Regions from separate parts of the Homo sapiens genome. Here all the other regions are linked to region 1. The links are chromatin loops, found by intact Hi-C in ENCODE. Cell type or tissue: GM12878. All regions are shown on one strand. Region 1 overlaps LOC107986023 (a long non-coding RNA gene). Region 2 overlaps LOC107986023 (a long non-coding RNA gene). Region 3 overlaps ATP2C1 (ATPase secretory pathway Ca2+ transporting 1).

Region 1 (8,000 bases):
ATCTCCAAACATCTTATTACATGGGAAAAAGAAACATTTGTTGAAGTCAGTGTTGGTTAGATTTTCTGTATTTGTAACCAAAGATTACACTACTGATAAAGTAGTATAAAAAGTTGACTAATTTATCTTGTTCTAGAACTTTGAAGTCACTTAATTCCAGGGGATGTCACTGTGCAGAGTTTGCAGTTATACTGGAGATGGCTTTTTTATTATAGTCTGACCTTTACGGGTCTCTTGTTTGTAGCAGGTGGGTATGCCCATGTGGCTTGGAAAATAAAACCAAATCCATGGCCTTTAGTTCATGTGTTTCTAGCAGCTGAATGTGGTTTGCTTGTAGGAATGAAATGGCCCTAAAATGTTAATTGATTCAGTTTGACAGTGCTTGCCATATCATAAATCAATATGATGTTTTGTGCACTAGTGATAAAGTAGTGGTATGGGAGAAGGACCTGGTAGTTATGGGATGAGTCTGGTTGTTTTTAGTCATTTAGTTTTTTTTTTTAATGGAACTCGGGAAGACAGAGATTCTTTCTCCTTTTGGAATGCTTGTATGTTGTGGAGAAGGACAGGGTAAAATCAGTATTATTGGCCAATCTTAATCCTAATCAATAATATTAGACTCTGCTTATTTAAAAAATTACATCTATATTATATACATATTATATATACACACATATTTGAGATCTGATTCAAACTATATATTTTAGCTATATATTGCTGTATAAGAAATTACTCTAAAACTTAGTAGTTGAAAGTAATTTAAAAAATTTATTGTCCATCTATTTCTGTGGATCTGGAATTAGACAGGGACAGCTTGCCTCTGCTCCATGATTTCTGGGTCCTTAGCTGAAGCCTTAAAGACTAGAGGTTGGAATTATCTGGAGGCCCTCTTATTCATATGTCTAGAGGTCAGTGCTGGCTGTGGTGGAGGCCTAGCTGGGATTGTTGGCCAGAATACTCACACATAATCTCTTCCTGTGACCTAGGCTTCCTCACAACATTCTGGATGGGTTCCTAGGACAAGCATCCAGAGAGAGAGACATCCAGGTAGAAGCCGTGTTGCCTTTTATAACCTAGCTTCAGTGATAGACCTTATATTCAGTGAGACAGTTACAAAGTTACAACCTGGTTCAAGGGAAAGGAGCATAGATACCCTCTCCCCGACACACACACACACCTTTCAATTGATGCATGTCAAGGTCACATTATAGGAAAAGCAAGCAAGATGATATATATACATATATGTTATATGTATATGAAATTATATATATTTATCATATATATCTCATATATATATATGTTGAAGCAGTCATCTTTGAAAAACACAATCTGTAATACTATACCATTATCTCATCTCTTGAATGAACAGCCATGCCATATATACAAGTGTTTTGATTTTATTGGCAATGTCTAGAGACATTTTTGATTGTCATATGGGGGATGGGTAGTATTTGCTACTGGCATCTAGCCTTAGGGGCCAGGGATGGTGCTAAACATTCTACAATTCATAGAAAAGCAACACACACACACCCACACCCACACACACCCACACCCACACACACCCACACCCACACACACCCACACCCACACCCACACACACCCACACCCACACACACACGCACACACCCACACACACACACACACACACACATACAGAGAGAGAATTATCGGTAACAGAGGCTGAGAAATCCTGTCTTATAATTTTAAGACTCTACAAGTATTTAGAATACTTAAACTGTAGGGGGAGGAACCAGAATTATCGGTAACATAATAGAGGTTGAGAAATCCTGCCTTATAATATTAACACTCTACAAGTATTTAGAATAATTAAACCGTAAGGGGAGGAACCTATAGAAAACATCAACTTCCTACAAGTCTTCTAACTATAAGATTTTATTTGCAATGTGGTATTTATATATGGCATGGTCTACAAATAGCAAAGATCATTTCCTAGGCAAATTTTCATTTCGTATATAATATGCTGAATGTCAATTCTCGGTGAACAAAAGAGTTTATCAATATACATAATCCATGATTTTTACCTATCCTACATTTCCACACTTTGAAGGCATTTTGCCATCGTCTTTTTTTACCCTTGTGTGGGTAACTTATTTGTGTACTACTTGGAAGAGTATTTGTCTTAAAAATTGCTTTATGTTAGTTTTGACCATCCTCTTACCTGTCCTGAAACCTAAGCTCAAAGAAAATAAACAATTTTAATGTAGAGCACAGAGATATCAATATAATTTCCTTAGGAAGTCTTGGATGATTCTCTCTTTTATTAAATGTTATACATGCTATATAACCCTGTCTTTGCTGCTTCTCCTTTTTCATATTGGTCATTCACTAAGCACAAGAAGACATCTAATTTTGAAGAGCTGGCTTTCTAGTAAAGATGAAGCTGAAGGGTTTTCCCCTCCCCTCCACAGCATGTTCCACTGGGTGCACACAAAGCAATTACAACTCATGTCAGCCCTTTTCCATGTGATAGCATCAGCAATTTTGCCCAGGGCTTCTTTTCTGATGAACAGTAGCAGAAATAATGGCCTAATTCACTAAAAACAAAGCAAAACAAAAAACATTATCCCTGTTGCTTTCTCTAAAACAATGCGATATTAACCAAAGTCCTTCCTAATTAAAACAAAGCTATCCAATTATGCATTTTAATACTGTGAGGATTTTTAACAATATCAAAGTGAAAAAGATTCATTAGAAACATATTAAAAACTAGGCCATGCGTGGGTGGCTCACGCCTGTAATTCCAGCACTTTGGGAGGCTGAGGTGGGCGGATCACTTGAGGCCAGGAGTTTGACACCAGCCAGAGCAACATGGTGAAACCCCATCTCTACTATAAAAAAATACAAAGTTAGCCAGGCGTGGTGGCCCCCACCTGTAGTCCCAACTACTTGGGAGCTGAGGCAGGCGAATCCTTTGAACCTGGGAGGCAGAGGTTGCAGTGAGCCAAGATCACACCACGGTACTCCAGCCTGGGCAACAGAGTGAGACTGTGTCTCAAAAAAAAAAAAAAAAAAGAAAGAAAAAAGAAACAAAGAAAAGAAAAAGAAACATATTTAAAAATGAGGAATTAACCTGAGCTCAGACAGAAACAAATTCTGGTCTATTTGAATTTCTTGTGTTTTAAATATATTTCCAAGTTATTTATGGATCCCAGGAGAGTCTACTTTGTCTTTCAGTGCTGGTACTATCACAATTTGACATATCCTCAAGCCTTTAAATGTAATTTTAGGAGAGATGCTTTAAATATCCTGTTAACTTCAGGAAATAGTGGCGCCATGTTTATTTCAACGCGAGGAACAATGAATTCTTTCTTGAAGTACATTTCTGAATTTCTCTGGGGTTCAATTTATTTTCCACATACCCGCCAAAATAGGAATAATCATATCTCTCTACATTAAAGAATACAAGATAAAAGACCTTGTAACATTTTATCATGTTTAAAATAAAGCAGTAACAATAAATAGTTATGCAACAAGAAAACAACTTTTTATCCTAGGGGCAGAAAGAGGGCAAAAAGTTTCTGAAGAATAGAATTCCACTAGAGGGCAGTGCACCCCAGTGGAGGCTCAGAGCAAATGTGCACAGGACGTCTGATTAAGAAGTTATGTGGCAAACACGGAAAGTGTTTGTGATATAATATTACTATAAATAAAACAGCTACAGGAATTTTTTTACATGACTTCAGATGCTCCTTGAAAATCACATATGTTTGTGGTCAAATATCGTGCAGTATTTGAGAACATGATCTTAGACCTGGGGTCATTCCTCTGTGCACCACTGTCCTTGGATGAGTTGTTTAAAATCTCTTGAGTCTCAGTTTCTTTATCTGTAAAGCCAGAGGCAATTACAGATACCACATAGGACTGTTGTGAGCATTAACAGGGATCATATATATATAAAAGTCCAGCATGGAACCAGGCATATAATATTGCTCAGCAAAAAAAATCACAGGATGATGATGACAAAAAATACTAAAAAGGAAAATAAAATAATTTTAATTATTGGAGTAGGTTGTTTAGAGATTTATTGCATAGTATATCTTATTTACATTTACAATGGAGAGCTTGTGATGGAATATATATTTTTATTGACTGTAAATGAAATTATTCTCATCGATGAGAGAATAATTCTATTATTCTCTTCAGCATTTTAAACTCCAGAGAGAAAAATTTTCATGTAGCTACAAAATGTTATTTTTCTCATTTTAATGTCTAGAATATCATTATCACATTTTTGCTATTTCTTTTCATTTCCTAAATGAATAAACTGTCAACACCCAAAGGAAAAAAAATGGAATATACAAATAAGTTATCTCTGAATCCTTTTAAATATTATTCCTCACAAGTTATGTAGCCTTGGGATAGTATAGTATATTTCTCTTAGAACTCTCAGTGTAAGAAAATTTCATCTGATGAAAAATAGAAATATGTCAAATATGACAATTACTCTTTACAAAATGATTGTTTAAATATGAGTTCCTGTAATCATTTAGGAATTTCTTTACAAAATAACTACATGTTACAGAGGCAACAGGGCATTGTAACTTAAGGCTAAAATACTCCATCACTGACAATGAAAGGTCATTCAGAAATAAAGATTGAATGTCTCTGAAATTATAGTATGAATCAAAGTGGAAATATTTAATTTATAAAATTTTGATTTATACATGTCCCCTCTGTTCTTAGCCTTTTAAAAGTAGCTGACTCACCCACCTATCATGTGAAAAAGATCAACTAAAAGCCAGCCCCAGGCAATAACTGTCATCACAGGCATTTGTCAAGATTACACCTACTATTCCTACATCATGGCTGCATCAGTGTTACCCAGATGACCGATATCACCATCATCACCAACATCTCCACTATAACTACTACTTCCTCTGACTATATAAACTTATTGTTCACTTTTTTCATCTCCCTATTTATTTGACCTCACCTGGCCAGTTAAGAGAGGAAATTGGTTAGGAATTTCCTGTACCTACTTGAATTCTAACCTCAGATGTAAATGACAACACATTCTTATGAAACTAAGGGTGGCAGTTACCCAAATCCGTGTCTAAACCAAGGATAGATTCTTGGAACATCAGGCTTTTGATAACCACTAGGAAATATCATCAGACCAGGAAGCTGAGGAGCTGTCCCCCTAACCCACCTGCCCATCACAAATGAGCTCTAATGGAAGATGGCTGAATAGAAGGCTCCACACTGATTGTCCCCCACAACAGGAACACCAAACTTAACAACTATCTACACCCAAAAAGCACCTTCCTAAGAACCAAAAATCAGGCGAGCACTCACGGTACCACGTTTGAACTTCATATCACTGAAAGAGGCATTGAAGAGGGTAGTAAAGACAGTCTTGAATCGCCGATGCCACTCCTCCCCCATCCCCCTGGCAGTGGCTGCATGGTACAGAGAAAGAATCTGTGCACTTGCAAGAGAGAAAGAGCAGCGACTGTGAGACTTTGCATTCAACCCAGTGCTGTCCTATCACAGCAGAAAGCAAAACCCAGCTGAAGTCAGCCAGTGTGTGCTGAAGGAGGGAGCATCTAGATGAGCCCTAGCCAGAGGGAAATTACCCATTCCCGTGGTCAGAACTTGAGTTTCAGCAAGCCTCATCACCACGGGCTAAAGTGCTCTGGGGCCCTAATAAACTTGAAAGACAGTCTAGGCCACAAGGACTGCAACCCTTAGGAGAGTAATAGTGCTGAGCTGGTTTCGTAACCAGTGGACTTGAGGGGTACACCACCTACTAAGAAGCCAGCCGAAGTGGCTAAGAGAGTGCTTGTGCTATTCCTCCCATAAACTCAGGCAGCACTGCTCACGTTCCAAAAGAGACTCCTTCCTTCTGCTTGAGGAGAAAAGAGGGGAGAGTAAAGAGGACTTTGTCGTGCATATTGGGCCAGCTCAGCCACAGTAGGATAGGGCACTGGTAAGAGTCATAAGGCCCCCATTCCAGGCCCTAGCTCCCAGACAACATGTTGAGACACACCCTGGGCAAGAAGGGAACCCACTGCCTTGAAGGGAAGGGCCCAGTCCTGGCAGGATCCATCACCTTCTAGCTAAGCAGCCCTTCAGCCCTAAATAACCAACAGTGATACCCAGGTAGTATACCAGGGGCCTTGAGTAAGACTCTGAGATGAGCTGGATTCAGGTGAGACCCAGCACATTCCCAACTGTAGTGGCTACGGTGAGAGACTCTTCCTGCTTGAGAAAAACAGAAAGAAAACTAAAGGGGGCTTAGTTTTGCACATTAGGTACCAGCTCGGCCACAGTCAGGTAGAGTACCAAGTAGTCTCTTGGGGTTCCCAATTATAGGCCTTGGCTCTTGGATGGCATTTCTGGACCCACCCTGGACCACTGGAGAGCACATTTCCCTTAAGGGTGAGTCCTAGGCCTGGCAGCATTTACCACAAACTGACTGAATAGTGCTTGGACCATAAGTGAACATCAGCAGTAGCCCGTTAGTACTCCCAGTGGGCCTGTGGTGGTAGTGGCTACAGGGTGAGGCTCCTTTGCCTATGGAAAGGGAAGGGAAGAGTAGGAAAGGCTGTGTCTCATGGTTTGAGTTCCAACTCAGCTGCAATATAATAGAACACTGGGTACATTTCTAAGGTTTTCGACTCTAGTCCCTAGCTCCTGCATGGAATCTCTGTGTGCACCCTAAGCCTGCGGGAACTTGCTGTCATGAAGGGAAGGACACAAGCCTGGCTGACTTTGCCACCTGCTAATGGTAGAGCCCTAGGGCTGTGAGCAAACATAAGTGGTAGCCAAGTAGTTACAGTGGGCTTTGGCAAAATCCAGTGCTGTGCTGGCTTTAGATATGACCCAGTGCAGTCCTAGTGGTGAAGGCCACAGGGGTGCTTGTGTCACTCCACCCGCAGTTACAGGTGGCTTAGCACACAGAGGGAGACTCTGTTAGGGAGAAAGTAAGGAAAGAGAACAAAAGTCTCTGCTTGGTGATCCAGAGAATTCTTCTGGATTTTATCCAATACCACTAAGGCAATACCTCTACAATCTATAAGAACTACAATATTACTGAGCGTGGGGTGACCCCTAATTCAGATACAGATTAGATCACAACACCCACATCCTTTCAAACACCTGGAAAGCCTTCCCAAGGAGGACAGGTACAAACATTCCCAGACTGTGAAGGCTACAATAAATACTGGACTCTTCAATGCCCAGACACTGATGAACATCCACAAGCATCAAGAGCATGCAAAAAAACATGACCTCACCAAACGAACTAAATAAGGCACCAGGGACAAATCCAGGAGAAACAGAGATATGTGACCTTTCAGACAGAGAATTCAAAGAAATTCAAGATAACACAGAGAAGGAATTCAGAATTCTATCAGATAAATTTAGCAAACATTGAATTAAAAAGAATCAAGAAGAAATTCTGGAGTTGAAATATACACTTGACATACTGAAAAGGGCATCAGAGTCTTTTAATAGCCGCATTGATCAAGTAGAATTAGTGAGCTTGAAGACAGGCTACTTGAAAATATACAGTCAGAAGAGACAAAAGAAAAAAGAGTAAAAAAAGAATAAAGCACACCAACAAGATCTAGAAAATAGCCTCAAAGGGGCAAATCCAAGAATCATTGGCCTTAAAGAGTAGGTAGAGAAATAGATAGGAGTAGAAAGTTTATTCAAAGGGATAATATCTTGGAACTTCTCAAGTCTAGAGAAAGATATCAACATTCAATACAAAAAGGTTAGAGAACACCAAGCATATTTAACTCAAGGAAGACTACCTCAACACATTTAATAATCAGACTCCCAAAGGTCAAGGATAAAGGAAAGATCCTAAAAGCAGCAAGAGAAAATAAATAAATAACATACAGTGAAGGTCCAGTACACCTGGTAGCAGACTCTTTTTTTTTTTTTTTTTGAGTCAGAGTCTCACTCTGTCACCCAGGCTAGAGTGCAGCGGCATGATCTAGGCTCACTGCAAACTCTGCCTCCCGGGTTCA
Region 2 (8,000 bases), 89 kb after region 1:
CCTGGGCCTAAAGCAAGAGTTGATTTCCCTGAACTAAGGCTACTAATAGCACCACTGTACCTTGACAAGAGAAAATGAGTGAGAGAGAATGTGGGAGCAGTCAGATATCAAGTCAAGATATCACCTGATGAGAGGCCCATGTGAAGACTGATATGCAGGAATTTCCTTATGGGAAAGTGGCTGCAAAAAAAGAGATGGGCATTGGCCTGAGGAAAACCACCCCTACTGGGGAAGTGTGTTTTAAATTGTGGGCCTGCTGGAAGCTCTCAAAGTGCTTTAGCAAACAGGGCATCTATCTTTCAAACTCCACCTGGGAAATCCCTCTACAGCCATGTCCCTACCTGATAGCTCCCAAACCAGTGGCTCTCAAAGTGAGGTTCCCAGCAGCATCAGCATCACTGGAGAAGTTGTTAAAAAAGCAAAATCTCTGCTCCTCCCGCAAGACCTACAGAATTAGAAAGTCTGAGGGTGGGGCCCAGCCACCTGTGCTTTAACAAGCCCTCCAGATGATTCAAATGTATGTTCAAGTTTGGCCTAAACTATGCAGAAAATGTCTTTTTTTCTTCAGTGGAGGACAAGTGTCTCATGAGCGTGGAAATATTGTTAAATTTGAGAAATTAATACTTGAAACCGAAGAGCAAAAGGCATAAAAGTTGCACAGTTTATAGAGCAATTAGAAACATCAAAGTTGCTGAATGATGGTTGTAATGGGAATATAGAGGGATTTTTGAAAGTGAATTTTGGGAAAGTAAAAATACACCATCTGCAGATGTAGGATAATTATTCCCTATGTGGTGAGGGCACTAAGAAAATGTACTGTGAAGTAGCAGAAGTGCTTTAATCATGCAATAAGGTGGAATCTGGTGCTGCATAAACTTGCCCTGATGAGCAATATTAAATGCCTCCCATTCCTCTCTTGATTGTATTTGATGCTGTCCTTAGGGGAGTGTAAGACTGGACCAGTATCTACAGATCTAGTGGGATGAGAGTGATTTCTCAGTAGAATTCATAATAATAAATGATTTCTGTTTTCTGAGCTAGCAGCTTCTCCATCATCCTAACTGCCGGCCCTTCACTCTGTATCCAGGCTGGATTAATTCCCAGAGAATGGAGTCATTTTCCTGATGGGAACTCTTAGCACTGATTGGAAGGAGGAGATTAGCGGGCTTTTCATTTTTGTCCTGATGCAATTTGAAAATCTCATCAATTCAAAGGTATCCTGGAGACACTGTTTCTCAATTCTTGTTTCATGTTTCTCAACCTGTATTTAACCCTTGGATCCAATTCTTTCTTCTTTGTCATTCTCTTTCAATGAATATGCATTGGTATATGTTAACTTAACACCTACTGTGTGCAATGCACAGTGCTAGATGACTTCACAAACCTACATTTTCATCCTATCTTCTTTAACATTTGAAAAAGAATAAACTGTAAAATATCTTTCTGCTCACTCCCTTACCACTATTTTTCCTGGTGTTGGCTTTGCCTCATTATGTTGCTTTTCAAGTGAAGAATTTGGGATTCCCCATACTTTAAGCCATTTGCAAAAAAGCAGATTATTATTAGAAAGCACAGAGAACACACAAATATCCTTTCATTGTGGGATTACAGCCTTAACCTATGACTTTCCTGGATTCATGGTTTCTGTTAGTTATTTTTCTATCGAGGACGAGGGGTGGGAGTGAGTTCTGCAAAATAACAGATAACTGCTTCCACTCTTTTTTTTTTTCTTTTTCTTTTTGAGACAGAGTCTTGCTCTGTCACCCAGGCTGGAGTGCAATGGCGTGATCTCGGCTCGCTGCAACCTCTGCCTCCCAGGTTCAAGTGATTCTCCTACCTCAGCCTCCTGAGTAGCTGGGATTACAGGCACACACCACCACGCCCAGCTAATTTTACTATTTTTAGTAGAGACAGGGTTTCACCATCTTGGCCAGGCTGGTCTTGAACTCCTGACCTCATGATCTGCCTTCCTTGGCCTCCCAAAGTGCTGGGATTACAGGCGTGAGCCACCGTGCCCGGCCTGCTTCCACTCTTTATTGTGCTACTTTGCAGAGGGCAAAATATACCTCATATACTTGTGGAAGAAACACTGGGCCCTTCAGTCCTTGCAGATATAGATTGTAGCCACCAGGACTCTGGTCAGCTGTCTTTCATCAAGGCACCTGAGCCACAGGGGCAATAAAAAATGGCACGCCTTAAAAAAAAAAAAAAAAAAAAAAGGGCACTTCTCCAAGCTGTGATGGCAGAGATGTCCATACTGTAAACTTAAGGAGACTATGCCTACCACCTGAGAAACAGGGTGCATAAATTCCCACATTCATATTTTATTAAATATAGACGGACCATTGAAACCTATGTCAAACAGAAACTGAGATTGTAGTAGTTTTCAAAAATTGGGAAGCAGAATATCTGTATCTACAAATACAGCTTCTTTTTAGCATCACCAGAATCATTTCATAAAGGAATCTTTAAGAGGTAGGTAATGATATGAACATTATTTATAGAGAATTCAGGACAGGAGGTTGTATGATTGTTTGAGAAGACGTACTTGCTCTCCAATCGTAGTCTGCAAATTCCTAGCCATCTGTATTTGTATTTCTCTCTCTTTTTTTTTTTTGGAGACAGAGTCTTGCTCTGTTGCCCAGGATGGAGTGCAGTGGCACGATCTGGGCTCACTGCAGCCTCCGCCTCCCAGGTTCAAGTGATTCTCTTGCCTTAGTCTCCCAAGTAGCTGGGATTACAGGCACGCACCACCACACTCAGCTAAGTTTTTGTATTTTTAGTAGAGACGAGGTTTCACCATGTTGGCCAGGCTGGTCTCAAACTCCTGACCTCAAGTGATCTGCCCGCCTTGGCCTCCCAAAATGCTGGGATTACCAGTGTGAGCCACCATGCCTGGCCTGTATTCCTCTTTAACAAGGTAACACCATGTCTTTCCTTCTTCAAGTTAATAGGTCCTTGAGAATTCATTTCTGGGAGTGGGTTAAGTGGTTCTGCAGTATACAGGTTGGATACAGATACTGGAGTCAGGTTTACCTGGTTAGAATCCCCTTCGCCTCTGTTTTTGCAGCTGTGCGACCTCAGCAAATTGTTACCTTCTCTGAGCTTTAGTTTACCCATATGTTACTGTAGGATTACATGTGATAATACATGTAAAGACTTTAGCACATCACCTGGCCAAAGGGCCCAATTAGTATTAGATACGATTTATATTCGTTATCAATTAAATTCCTAAAGGAATTTTAATTGAATTTGTTTCACCCATTTTTCTTTTTTGTGCTTAATCTAATAGAACAGTTTTTGTTTGGGGATGCTGCATTTCTCCCTCCCCATTTCTTTTCATCACTCACCTCAGCCCCAGAAAAAGTGATCCTGAAACAACTGTGGAAATGAAGTCTGCTTTGTGTTCGTCTGTTGGGAAAAGATTGGATCACCAGTCATGCTGTGGGTGTTTAGCAGGCTGCTGGCTTCTGCCCACAATAAAGAGGCATCTCTGAAGGTTCTGATATTTTTAAAAAGAGAAGCAAAAGGGCAGTTAGTGGATCTCAAGGGTTCGTATGAACGACACATTTCCCTGCCCCCACAATCCCTAGGGCTGCCTCTCTTTCCAGGGCTTCAAGTTGGCCCAGGGTATCTGGCTTTCTATACTTCTTGTTTTTCTGGGTCATGAACTGGCAGGGAGCATGCAGCACTGTGCCCTTAGCATTCAGGTGTTTCACAAGCACACTGCTTCTCTCTTGCCCTCATTAGAGTCAGCTGTCTCCAGCATACAGAGAAGGACGTGCAGAGCCTCTGTATGCATGTAGCATGGTGCACCTGGAGAGGTGACAGAAGGGCAGGGCCTCCTCCTAGGAGCCAGCTCCAGTAGCAATATGTAAATGACTTCTTGGAATTGCCAGGCTGGTCCTGGTGAGTCTGGAAGATCACCTTGCTAGTGGGCCCAATGCCAACCTGACAGATGGCCTGGGCTGCTTGCAGCACAACCAGGTTTAGGCCATCAAGTGTGTTCCCTGAAGGCAGGTGACCCATCCAGGAGTGTCAGGGAGGCTGTCCAGGGGGACAACTAAGGCTGCAATGTAATTTCCCCAGCTCTGCCTACCTCCTCTTCCCCGCAACTTGCAGTGCTCTCTAGGAAGAGGGAAAAACCAGGGCTTGCTTTCACCCTTAAAGAAAACTCTGGGTCACATAATTTTTGTTGATGTCCAGTCTGTTTTCTACATGACAGCCCCTCACAGAAGTGACCAAATGTTTCCATCAAAGGAACCAGCTACTGTAAAGTTTAAAAGGATAATAAAATAGTAATGTCTATTTGGGGCCCTAGTTTAGAAAAACCCTGTGATCTCTATAAAGTATTAAGAAAATATTGAACTTTCAAATTTTATGATTTCATGTCCTCTAAGACCACAGACCTCTTGGCATTATTTTTCTTTTGTTCTTTTTTTTTTAAGCATGAATCTTTTTTTTAATAAGAGTTAGAAAGTAAACATAAAACATTTTCTCTCACTTACATTCATAGTTTTTAAAAGCCTAGGGAAAGTTAATGTTTCTGAATTCAGCCTGTGGATTTGAGATAAGGATTCAAGGAGAGAAGGCTTTTAACTCAGAACAGAATCTGTTTGCAGCTATTGTTCAATTAATGTAAAGTATCTGGTTACTGGGCATGTTGCATAATGCATCACAGTGCAAGCCAAACGTTTTCAGTGCTGACAACGAGCTCCTTGATAACAATGAAGAGTGAGGTAATTTGTTAAATTTTTTTGGAAGTCCCCTATAACAGTCTTCTCAAGACTGAATGAATCAACACTTTCCAGCTCAGACCGCAACTGAGCTGTGTGTCTGTGTGTGCGCATGATGATAAGAAATCTAGAAGGAAACTGGGAAAACCACATCTCATGCCCTGTTTAAGAACTAGAAAAAGTGTCAGAAGAATTAAAATTAAGCCTCACGAGAGTCTGTGGGTATGGAAAGTCACCAGCTAGCTAATATTAACATAGCTTGCAACAGAACACTGTTGCTAGAAATAGGACAGTCGCATCACTACCACTAAGCAATTTGCATTCTGTGGACCAGCCCCTGAATTCCTATTGCCCTTTGGGCATTGCATTTCTGGACGCTTCTAGACAGTGTTCATACTTGGCTGTCTGGTTTCACCAGGAACTCTACCCAAAAGAGGAAACAGCAAGGAGAACATTTGCTTTGTTTGTAGGAGGGAAGTTGTCGAGCTACAAACAAATCTTTAGGCATCTGAGGAATTGCTAAGTTTCTAATTTCATATGGTTGCTGACAAGGAGGTGCAGACAAGGACCCTCTTGCTTTCCTCACTATGGATAGTCTGTTGCCTCCATCTAGATTCTCTTATTTCAAAAAATATCCTCTCCATGCAATTAGGAGATATTTATCGACGCTGAGAAACCAAAGAGCCGAAGAACAGGTATCATTTTGTTTATATTATCTTTAAAATGAACGGGTGCTTGTTCCTTGTTGCTTTTACGTCGCTTAGTGATTTCATTTGTGCTGGTTTACATGTTTATAGGTACAGGTCAGATCCTGCTTGTGGCTGTTCAGACTTGGCAATCAGAAAGCAAGCAGGCTTGTGAGAATTTATTTAAACTTGGAACATTCAGATCCTGAGATTAAGCGGAGTTCTGTAATGAAGCCACATGCTTTCTTTCTTCTAAAGAGCTACTCTATCAAAGTTAAATTTTGAATTCTTTGATCATTTTCCAATGCCTCAGATACAAAATTTGACACTATTAATATCTCAACAAAGAAAGTATCAGACCCTAGAAGTACACTTGTCTTCTTGTATTTATGGTTATGTTTACATAGCCAGAATTTGCAAAACAAAAAACATTTTATAAACTATAATAACCTTAAACAGATCATTAACAAGCTATAAAGATCATTCAGAAGCAGTTGGTCATTTTTGTGTGTGTAAAAGGTAGGAGGTAGAGCACTGCCATATTCAGTCTTTTTAGCCAATCAAAAGCTATGATTTCCAGCAGGAGACACTATCACTTGGGAATATAAGCATTTTTAAAACTGTTAAAATGTCTGATCACATCTCATTTAAAATCATGCAGTCATTTTTATGGTGTGAGATTTATATCATTCCATTTCTTTGATCTCCAAAAAAGACATTTCTAAAAATGATTTTTATGAATTTTACCAAATTGTTAGAAGAAGTAGCAATATCTGATCCATTTAAATCTAGTGATTCATTTAGGAAGAAGTGTGGCGGTGGTATACAAATGTGAAGGACAAATGTATAGCCATACCAAAGACCCAGCAGTCATAAATTGCTTGTGCATTGTGCTTGTAACTAGAACTGCAAAACTATGCAGGAGATATCACCAGTGTCCTGTATTTTTTTCTCCTTTGTGATATGAGATGACCCACTTAATAAAACACTTCCAGGAAATGCAAGATAGGTTTAGCAGACAGAAAATCCTCTCATGACAGGTTTCCCAAAAAGGCAATGCATAATTTGGAAAATAAAAATCATTGCTACTGTTTGAGAGGAAACTGCTTGTATGCCCTGCTTTAATAATTTTACAAGGGCCAGAAATTCAAACAGACTCTGTTCACTAAGGGAGCTAGGCTGGTCCAGTTTATCTTACTTAGGCAAGGTGTCACCATTAAAAGACCAACTTTTGGTTTCCAAGTTTCAGCCTGCACTTGCTTTTGATGTAGAAAGCTAGAGAACCAAGTGGTAGGGCTGTATAAGTTTTTGTTTGCCAATCTTTTAATGTTCACGGGCTTCTTCAGGCCTCATTTATTATGGAAGGAAGAGAGGTGGCTGAAAGGATGGGAACACAACTGTGGAATGTGAATTGAGTGATTTTTTTTTTCTCAGTATTGTAAGTTTTCAGAGATGTGGCTATATTGCTTGTGTAGTTCTATGGTTCTTTGTTTTTAGTTTATTGAAGAAGTATTACAAAATGCATTCAGAAGACCATTAGAATTTAACATAAAACCTCTGACTTGGACAGGGTGGGTAGTCCCTTCCCCAGTGTACAACCATTTGGGACAACCTAGGAACAGCTGGGAGTGAGTATTATGCTGAGTTCTTAAATTCTTATATAAGTGAATTGAATAATTAAGAGAAATAATATATTTGATTTCTTTTTAAAGCCAACTACAGCTCTGCAGACCTAATGTCTCACAGAATTAGAGAAATTAGGTCAGAGTTCATCATAACTAACCTTGAAAGCTTGTTGGGAAGTTATAAAGGAGGTTAATAATGTCTACAATCTTATGACCTGCATATTTGTTGCCTCTAATCCTTACATTCTTGTATAACTAATCCTTGATATAAAAGTGAAGGGATTGAGACTTAGAGCCCTTAAGAGCCCTTGCCCATGCAGCTAGAAAGTACCAGAGGAAGATGTGAATTTCTATCTCATGGCTTTAAATTTTATTCATTTTACCACGCTTGATCCCTGAACAATCTAGTAATAGCAAAATATCACCCTGCTAACTTTTCTCCTTGAGAGATTTCTAAAATTTCCTATATTCACATAGCACTGTCATAATTTTTACTGTTTACCACATCTGTATGATTAATTCCTCAATATTTTTCTGTATTTGTACTTAAATCACATTATTAGAGTTTATTTAGAAAAAAAGTTCATATCATGACTGTAAATGGAAAACCATTGTCATTAGCCGTAAGTAAAAATAATTAATAAAAGCAAAACAGTATTAAATTCTAGGTAGATACTATTGCCTGTAAAACCTCCAAGCCTGAAACCTGCTCATTTGTTAATAAGGAAGATTAGCTTTTAAGAGAAAGGTTAGAGCATCCTAGGAGCCAACTGAGAAAGTTTCCTGGGTGAGGATGGAAAGGAATTAAAAGGTAGATAATGTTTTTCAATCCAAAATGATTCAGTGTTATTGAATGTAGTGTCTGCATGCCACTTAAAATCTTCTCCCACCTCACTTAGCGCTGCTAAGTACCAACCATGTTGACTTCCACATACTTGGGGAATATTATAACA
Region 3 (8,000 bases), 190 kb after region 1:
ATTATACTTTGTTTTAGGGTACATGTGCACAACATGCAGGTTTGTTACATATGTATACAAGTGCCATGTTGGTGTGCAGCACCCATTAACTTGTCATTTACATTAGATAATATCTCCTAATGCTGTCCCTCCCCCCTCCCCCCACCCCACGACAGGCCCCGGTGTGTGATGTTTCCAACCCCGTGTCCAAGTGTTCTCATTGTTCAATTCCCACGTATGAGTGAGAACATGTGGTGTTTGGTTTTGGGTCCTTGTGATAGTTTGCTCAGAATGATGGTTTCCAGCTTCATCCATGTCCCTACAAAGGACAAGAACTCATCCTTTTTTATGGCTTCATAGTATTCCCTGCTGTATATGTGCCACATTTTCTTAATCCAGTCTATCATTGAACAGTATGTTTTGCCTTTGTGAAAACACAGCATATTTTTGGTGTTGTTCCAGGTAAAGTCTATATCAATATTTGGATAAAGAACTCTTTGTAAGAAAAAACAGCGTGAGGGTCAGATGGAAAAAGGTTGTGGGTTTTTTTTTTTTTTTGGTCTTTTGAAAATATTTTACTTCTCTCAGCTATAACTTTCTAAGCCGAATAATACATCGCTTGAAATGATAGCAAGATTTTCTTTCATTTGAAGTTCTGAATAAGTCCATTGACACTTTGCTTTGTGGTTCATGTGCTTATAGTTGGCCCCCATCATTTTTTTAAACCTATTTTTGATCTGATGATTTTCTAAATGTATCAGACTTCTTTCAGAGAATTACCACTTGGGCTAGCAACCAAGATTAAGCTGTTTTTATGATACTGGATTATCAGACCATTTTAATCTGGGCAGAAAGGTTAGTTCTATTAGGAGTTAGGGTCTAACTGGGGCCAAGCTCAGGAATTCAAACTTAAGAACACGCCAGTGGGCATTATATTGTGAGCCATTTTTTAATCTCATGAATCCTTGTACTTTGTTATAGTATAGCAGTTTGGCTCAGTGAGTAGTTTCTGGTGTTTTCAGGGCTTGTTCCTTTCTGTTCCCTAGTTCTAAGGAGAAGTAAAAACCAAAGATAATGGGCATCATTGAGCCAGCACAGATATACTTTAGCTACCTGCCACCTGAAGGAGTCAGAAATAATCTCCTTGACTGGAACCCCATGTAGCCATTATGTTCCTATCTGTGAGGCTCACATTCTTGCCCAGTCTGTTGTTAAGACCCGCTAACAAGCAGCTTCCTCCACGTTGGGTAAATCCATTACTGGAGCAATCACTCTGTGTCAAGCATTCTGATTTCCTGAGTTAATAAAATACATGTTCCATTTACTCAATGAAAAAATACTCTGGTAAAACCCAGGTTACAATTCTGATTTGGTTTGGTATGCTTTTTCAAAAAAGAATGTTTTCAAATATTTGATAAAATGTAAGCATGTAGTGATATTTTAAATTTACTTATGTTGGTAATGAAGCTAATTTAGGCAATTGTAATCCATTTCTTAGGAAATCAGTCTGTTATGAAACCATTTTCGCCATTTAGCACATATTTGAAAACCATGTACAGCACATTGTATCAGGCTTCAGGGCTTAGAAGTGAAAAAGACAGTTTGAGCCCTCTCCATTGGCAGACACCAGCTTGCAAACAACTGTGATTCAAAGAATGATATGTGTCTGCTCATGAAATGAATTGACCATGTGAGCCTAGGCAAGCCGCTTGATTTTTTCAGGCCTGTTTTGTCACTGTGACACAGAGTTGCCCTAGAGCAATGCATTCCAACTTCTAATGTGCCTAGGAATCAGCTGGGCTCTGTTTTGGTAGGTGTAGGGTGGGGCCTGAGATTACGCATACTTAACCAGCTCTTAGACCATGCCAAAAGCACTGGTCCATCCACCACATTAAAAAAAAAAATTATTAAAACAGCTTTTTTGAGATATAATGTGCATATCATACAGTTCACACATTTAAGGTGTATCGTTCAGTGGTTTTCAGTATATTCACAGTTGTACACCCATCACTACAGTCTAATTATAGAGCATTTTCATCACTCTCAAAGGAAAACCCTTACCTCTTAGCATTCATTCTGTATTTTCCCTGCCTCTAGCAGCCACTAATCTGCTTGCCACTGAAATACATGTGCCTATTCTGGACATTTCATATAAGTAGAATCATACAATATGTAGTCTTTTATGTCTGGCCTCTTTCATTTAATGTAATGTTTTTAGGTACTTCATTCATGTATGTCATTGTTTTTTACTGCCAAATAATTTTCCATTGTAAGGATTTATATCACATAGTTGGTGAATTTAATCCATTTACACTTACAGTGATTACTGATAGGAAAGGACTTCTGTTGTTACTTGTTTTCTATTTGTGTTATCTTTTTATGTTCCTCAGTTTCTCCTTTGTGCCCTTCTTTGTTTTTTTTCCACGCCCCTCCAATTGATTTTTTTTGATGTACCTTTTTTATTCCCTCAAATTATTTTCTGTGCATACTGTTTACTTATTTTCTTAGTGATTATATGTGGATTACAATGAACATCCTAATCTTATAACAATCTATTTGAAGTGATACTAACTTTGCTTCAGTAGCATACAAAATCGTACAGCCCACACCTCCCTCATCTTTGTTATTTTTGCAAATGACATCTTTATGCATTCTGTGCCCATTAATATAGATTTATAAGCATTTTATGCATTTATAAGTTTAATTATATAGGAAGCAAACACAGGAGTCACGAACTCAACATACAATAATACTGACTTTTATGTTTACCTACATAGTTAGCTTCATTGGAATTCTTTATGTCTTCATATGGCTTTGAGTTACTTTCTACTTTCTTATTTCAGCCTAAAGGGCTGTCTCTTAGCATTTCTTATGAGTCAGGTCTGACTAGTGATGAACTCTTTTTGCTTTTGTTTATTTAGGATTTTAAAAATTTCTCCTTCATTTTTAAAAGATAATGTTGCCAGATAGAAAATTATTGGTTGACAGTTTTTTTTTTCTGAATATTATAAATGTCTGCTCTTTTTGGCCTCTGTGGTTTCTGATTAGGATTATTAATCTTAATGAAAATTCTGTTATGTGATAAGTTGTTTCTGTGGCTGTTTTCAAGATTCTGTCTTTATCTTTCAATGGTTTGATTATAATGTGTTTAATTGTGGATATCTTTGAGTTTATTATATTTGGATTTCATTGAGCTCCTTGGTTGTGTAGATTTATGTCTTTCATCAAGTTGGGGAAGTTTTCAGCCATTTTATCTTCAGCTATTCTTTCTGTCGCCTTCTCTTTTTTCCTTCTGAGATTGTACTGGCATACCTCATTTTATCATGCTTCAAAGATAATGCATTTAAAAAAATATATTAATAGATTTGTGGCAACCCTGTGTCAGGCAAGTCTGTTGGCACCATTTTTCCAACAGCATGGTGCTTACTTTGTATCTCTGTGTCACATTTTGGTAATTCTCACAGTATTTCGAACTTTTTCAATATTATGTCTATTATGGTGATCTGTGATCAGTGATCTTTGCTGTTACTGTTAAAATTGTTTTGGGGCATCATTAACGATGTTCATGTAAGACTATAAATGTAATGAGTAAATGTTGCGTGTTTTCTACTGCTGCTCTGCCCGACTGCTCTTTCCTTCTCCTTGGGCTTTCCTGTTCTCTGAGAAACAGCAATATGGAAATTAAGCCAATTAATAACCCTACAGTGGCCTCTTAAGTGTTCAAGTGAAAGGAAAAATTGCATGTCTTTCACTTTAAGTCAAAAGCTAGAAATGATTAAGCTTACTGAGGAATGCATGTCAAAAGCTAAGATAGGCTGAAGGCTAGGCCTCTTGCCTCAAACAATTAGCCAAGTTGTGAATGCAAAGAAAAAATTCTTGAAATTAAAAGTGCTATTCCAGTGAACACACAAATGATAAGAAGTAAAACATTCTTATTGTGGATATGAAGAAAGTTTGAAAGGTTTCGATAAAACATAAAAGCAGCCACAATATTTCCTTAAACCAAACCTAATCCAGAGCAGGACCCTAACTCTCTTCAGTTCTGTGAAGGCCGAGAGAAGTGAGGAAGCTGCCAAAGAAAAGTTTGAAGCTTGCAGAGATTGGTTCGTGAGGTTTAAGAAAAGAAGCCATCTCTGTAACATATAAGTGCAAGATGAAGCAGCAGATGTTGATGGAGAAGCTGCAGCAAGTTATTCAGAAGATGTAGCTAAGATCATTGAGGAAGGTGGTTGTACCGAACATTTTCAATGTAGATGAAACAGCTGTATCTTCTGAATAACTTTCTGTATACTCGAATCAGAAAGTTAGCAATTTATGTAAGCATCTACCACGGGATAAAATTAATTTCATATATCGTTTTCAGTAATACGTAACATAACACTTGGTTGGTTTGGCTTTGAGTGTTAGTAAGTTAAATACATGAAGATTTTAAATTACATTTTTCTTCATTTGCATAAACAGTGAGGTATGTTAATTTTTGAGAACAGAAGTAAGAAATTTTATCATGATCAGGCAGCTACAGGTGAATATTTTGGAAGATTGTTTTCTGGGGAGAGAAATCCATTTCTAATCTGCATTTTAATGATTTGCTTTTAATTCTAGACTCGAGAGGTGATTGCCTTATCAGTGTACCGTATGTCAAACCGTTCTTTAGCTTAAGAACTTATTTGTAGCTGCCAGTTGTTCCATATTAACCTGAATTTTTAAAAGTACTTTCTGCCTTTCAGGAAACCTTTGTGACTGGCATTTGATTTCTTTCTCTCTAGTGTTTTATGGGAATAATAATCTTGTGAATTTTCCAATCATTTTTATTGTGTACATGTTAAATATTTAGACTGTGGATTATATAGTCGTCTTGATTCTTATTTATATTCTGATTTTTGAACTGTTTTATAGCATATTCACACCTCCACCAGACTGCTTGAAGAAGAATGAAAGTGAAAATCAGTTTTCTTGTTCATTAACAGGTCTTCTGAGGGTTTAATACTTAAACTTCTGGCTGGCTGTCATGGGGCTGCCTGATTCTTTGATTTCACTTTATCCTACCTTTCCCTCTCTCATGAATGCAATGAATAATGACTCTAATATCTTTCTTCTCAGACGAATTAAATTGTGACTTTATTAAACTGTAATAGGCTTGCCTAATTTATTAAATTCCACCTTTTCTTTCCCTCTACTCCCTCAAAACTACTTCCTAGGAAAACTCTTGCAATCACTATTAAGAGAAAATAACTTGTGACTTAGAAAGTATTCGTATTCAACAGATAGTTGAAATCTTTGCAGATTGGGACATTGTAAGATTTAGACAAATTTCATGATCATTTGAGTTTTAGTTGCAAATTTATAATGATATAGGAAAAAATTAGGGTCCTGAGCTCCTTTTTCTTCCACATCAGCTTGTCTGTTCCACCAGACAAGGGCTCTCTTAAGTGATTGTTGTTCTGAGGCTGAAACCAAAGAGCTAGGTTGCTGACAGAGCCATGAAATCATGCTTTTCTCTTTTTAAAAACAACAGATTAAAAAAAAAAATTCCTTCTCTGTTAGTCACTTCATGTTAGTATTTATCCATGTTTAAGATTTACATTTAAAGCAAAAGTCTTCAAAGGGAAAACATGAGTTTTACTTCTCTTACAGAAGGAATTCTGTAAATTTCTACAAGTATTTTTAAATATTAGTGGGTCTCTTTCCTAATTAAGATCTTGGAAAGTTACGTGCAACTCTGACTGTTGTAACAAGCATTAAATATGAGCTTGCTAAATAAAATGAACCTTATATAAATTTACTTGTAATTCAGATAATACATAATTTTTTACATATCTTTGCTTTATGTGTTATACTGTCTTTTTCTATAAGTGGTTACAAAATTGGGGAGGAGAAATAATTTGCAGATTGATCCTCTAAATAATTAAGAGGAATCTGGAGTTAAAGTCTTTCAACACTGGAATTTTATCTGCATAGTGTTGTACCTCTATAACGTTGGATGAGTTACTTAACCTTTCAGTGCCTGTAAAACAGATAATAATAGTAATTACTTGCCTCATAGGAGTTGTTAGTAGGATTAAATGTGATAATTTAGCATAGATATGTAGCATAGTGCCTAGCAGATGGTAAGCAATGAAATGTCAGCTGATTTTTAGTATTGGCATTATCTTTGAAGAAGGGCCCATTTTAAGATTTGTTTCTCTTACCTTGCTAATAAATGTGTTAGTGTGAAAAGTTAAATAGTTCCAAGGTTAACGTGGAAATAAAAGTCAAATAAATATGTTTCTTTAATAAAGAAAAATTCACTTGCCTTTGAACATGACAGGTGTTTTTTAAATCTTCAGTTGCGTTAAGGTAATGAACTCAGATTTATTAACTGGTTTGTGTTTGTATACACAATTAATGTTAAATGCAAAATCCTTTAAAGTCTAAATGACTATTGATCTGTATTTTAAAGAATAATTTTTGTAAGCTTATTTTGATACTAAAATGCATTCCACTGTCATATTATCTAAACTTCTGGGAAATGCTAGCACAATTTTGTCTCTTTGGAGTTATATTTATTTTCATGATGAATATTTTAAAACTTAACAACCTATTGTAAACTGTTATTTTTGCAGTTATGTTTGCCTAACACACAAACACACCAAGCATGTTCCTGTCCCCAAGGTCTTTGTACTTTTTGTTGCCTTTACATGAAATCCACTCTCCCTAATTATGGCCCAGCCTTGGAGCTCTCAGGTCTGTCAGGGCTCTGCAGAGGATTACCTGGTTTTGGGGAATGTTTTCTTCTAAAATGTGGCTCTATCTTTATTATGTTTGTTGTTTTCCCTCTACCTGGCATTATGTTATATACTCGTGCTTGTTTAAAATCACTTTCCCATTAATATCCAAGGGTAGAAACTTTGTTTCATTCACTGCTGATTATCCTACTGTGTATGATAAAGCACAGGGCCTGGCACATTGTAAGCAGTAATAAATATTTGTTAAGTGAATGTAGGAATGTTGTTGATCAAATTAAAACAGTTTTGTTGAGGAGATGAAGATTCTGTGAACCAATTTTTAATAATCATTTTACGTGAGGTTATTTGAGGTTTTTATGCTCAGAAGTGAACCATTTGAAAAGATGTAATTTATAACTTTTCACCCCCCACCAAAAGAAAAGAAAAAGAAGATTTAAATTTAGAATACTTGGTACATAGTGTGAACTGAGAGTTAAGAAAGGCCTGATTGAGAATACTGACTCAGCCTAAAATATCAGTGATACTGTGCAGTAATTTATCCTGTTTTCTTACCAGGAGCTTGCTCAGTGCCTAACACTGATAGTCAGTAAATGTTTGTTGGGTGAATGAATGAGCCTGTAAAATCAGTAAAGTCATGAACTAATTCCTAGTTTCTTACAGAGTATCCTAAGGACCCTTGAATAAATGCTTCTGGAATAAAATGGATGGAAATTTGCAACAGAATCACCTGGAGGGCTTGTAAATACTGTCTGTTAGGTTTACTTTTTCCACCCTGTGTTTGAGGTGGAGCAAAGGACTCTTAACTTCTAACAAGTTCTGAGGTAGTGGATGTGATGCTGTCCTCCTTTCAGAAGCTTTGCTGTATATCTGTATTCCTGTTGAGGTGATTCATGTTAATGTATTGAAGGTTTTGAGAGCACTGCAGTAGAGGAAGCTGTTTAACTCTTAACTATTTCTGACTTACTTGGCCCTAGTCCTCTCCCTCACTTGTTCGTATGTATGTATGTATGTATGTATGTATGTATGTATGTATATATGTATGTATGTGTGTATGTATCTATACTCATAAAATTGTTTTTTTTTTCTTTTTTCTGTATGCTTGGGTAGGTAAATACTGTGTCAGGAGTGAAGCCTTCAAAACTGAGCCCTGTTGCAGAGTTGGAAGATATTATGATAGTTATGATCTGCATGAAAGCATTTGTATACATTTTTGAGTCTTGCAAATTGTAATTTGGAATAAACGGCATGTATAACAATAATGATTTTATGAAAATTGATTCCAAAATGATGAAATGA

What was found. Peaks named below come from ENCODE experiments on the same cell type or tissue, not always from the same donor. Only the 100,000 strongest peaks of a DNase experiment are listed, where the experiment ranks them.
Region 2: a loop joins it to region 1, with 4 times the contacts of the local background. A loop is called at or near these places in 5 of 110 quality-filtered maps.
Region 3: a loop joins it to region 1, with 4 times the contacts of the local background. A loop is called at or near these places in 3 of 110 quality-filtered maps.

The regions. Positions count from the first base shown.
Region 1 is chr3:130,756,354-130,764,353 of GRCh38, forward strand. The region is part of intron 2 of LOC107986023 (a long non-coding RNA gene); the gene reads right to left. Among named protein-coding and RNA genes, the nearest start is that of PIK3R4, 14 kb to the left of the region's middle. In GM12878, a CTCF peak has its summit at 3,570 (motif pointing right); a DNase peak (open chromatin) is centred at 3,538.
Region 2 is chr3:130,845,498-130,853,497 of GRCh38, forward strand. It overlaps LOC107986023 (a long non-coding RNA gene), which reads right to left. Exons shown (of 3, transcript XR_001740492.2): 2 at 3,351-3,502. It overlaps LOC105374108 (a long non-coding RNA gene), which reads left to right. Exons shown (of 3, transcript XR_924486.3): 3 at 1,088-1,173. It also overlaps a transcript of ATP2C1 not described here. Among named protein-coding and RNA genes, the nearest start is that of ATP2C1, 45 kb to the right of the region's middle. RefSeq lists an enhancer at 4,685-4,764. In GM12878, no CTCF peak of the experiment used is centred here; DNase peaks (open chromatin) are centred at 3,733 and 4,854; H3K4me3 peaks cover 3,171 bases; H3K27ac peaks cover 4,102 bases.
Region 3 is chr3:130,945,380-130,953,379 of GRCh38, forward strand. The region is part of intron 8 of ATP2C1 (ATPase secretory pathway Ca2+ transporting 1); the gene reads left to right. Among named protein-coding and RNA genes, the nearest start is that of ATP2C1, 55 kb to the left of the region's middle. In GM12878, no CTCF peak of the experiment used is centred here; a DNase peak (open chromatin) is centred at 3,702.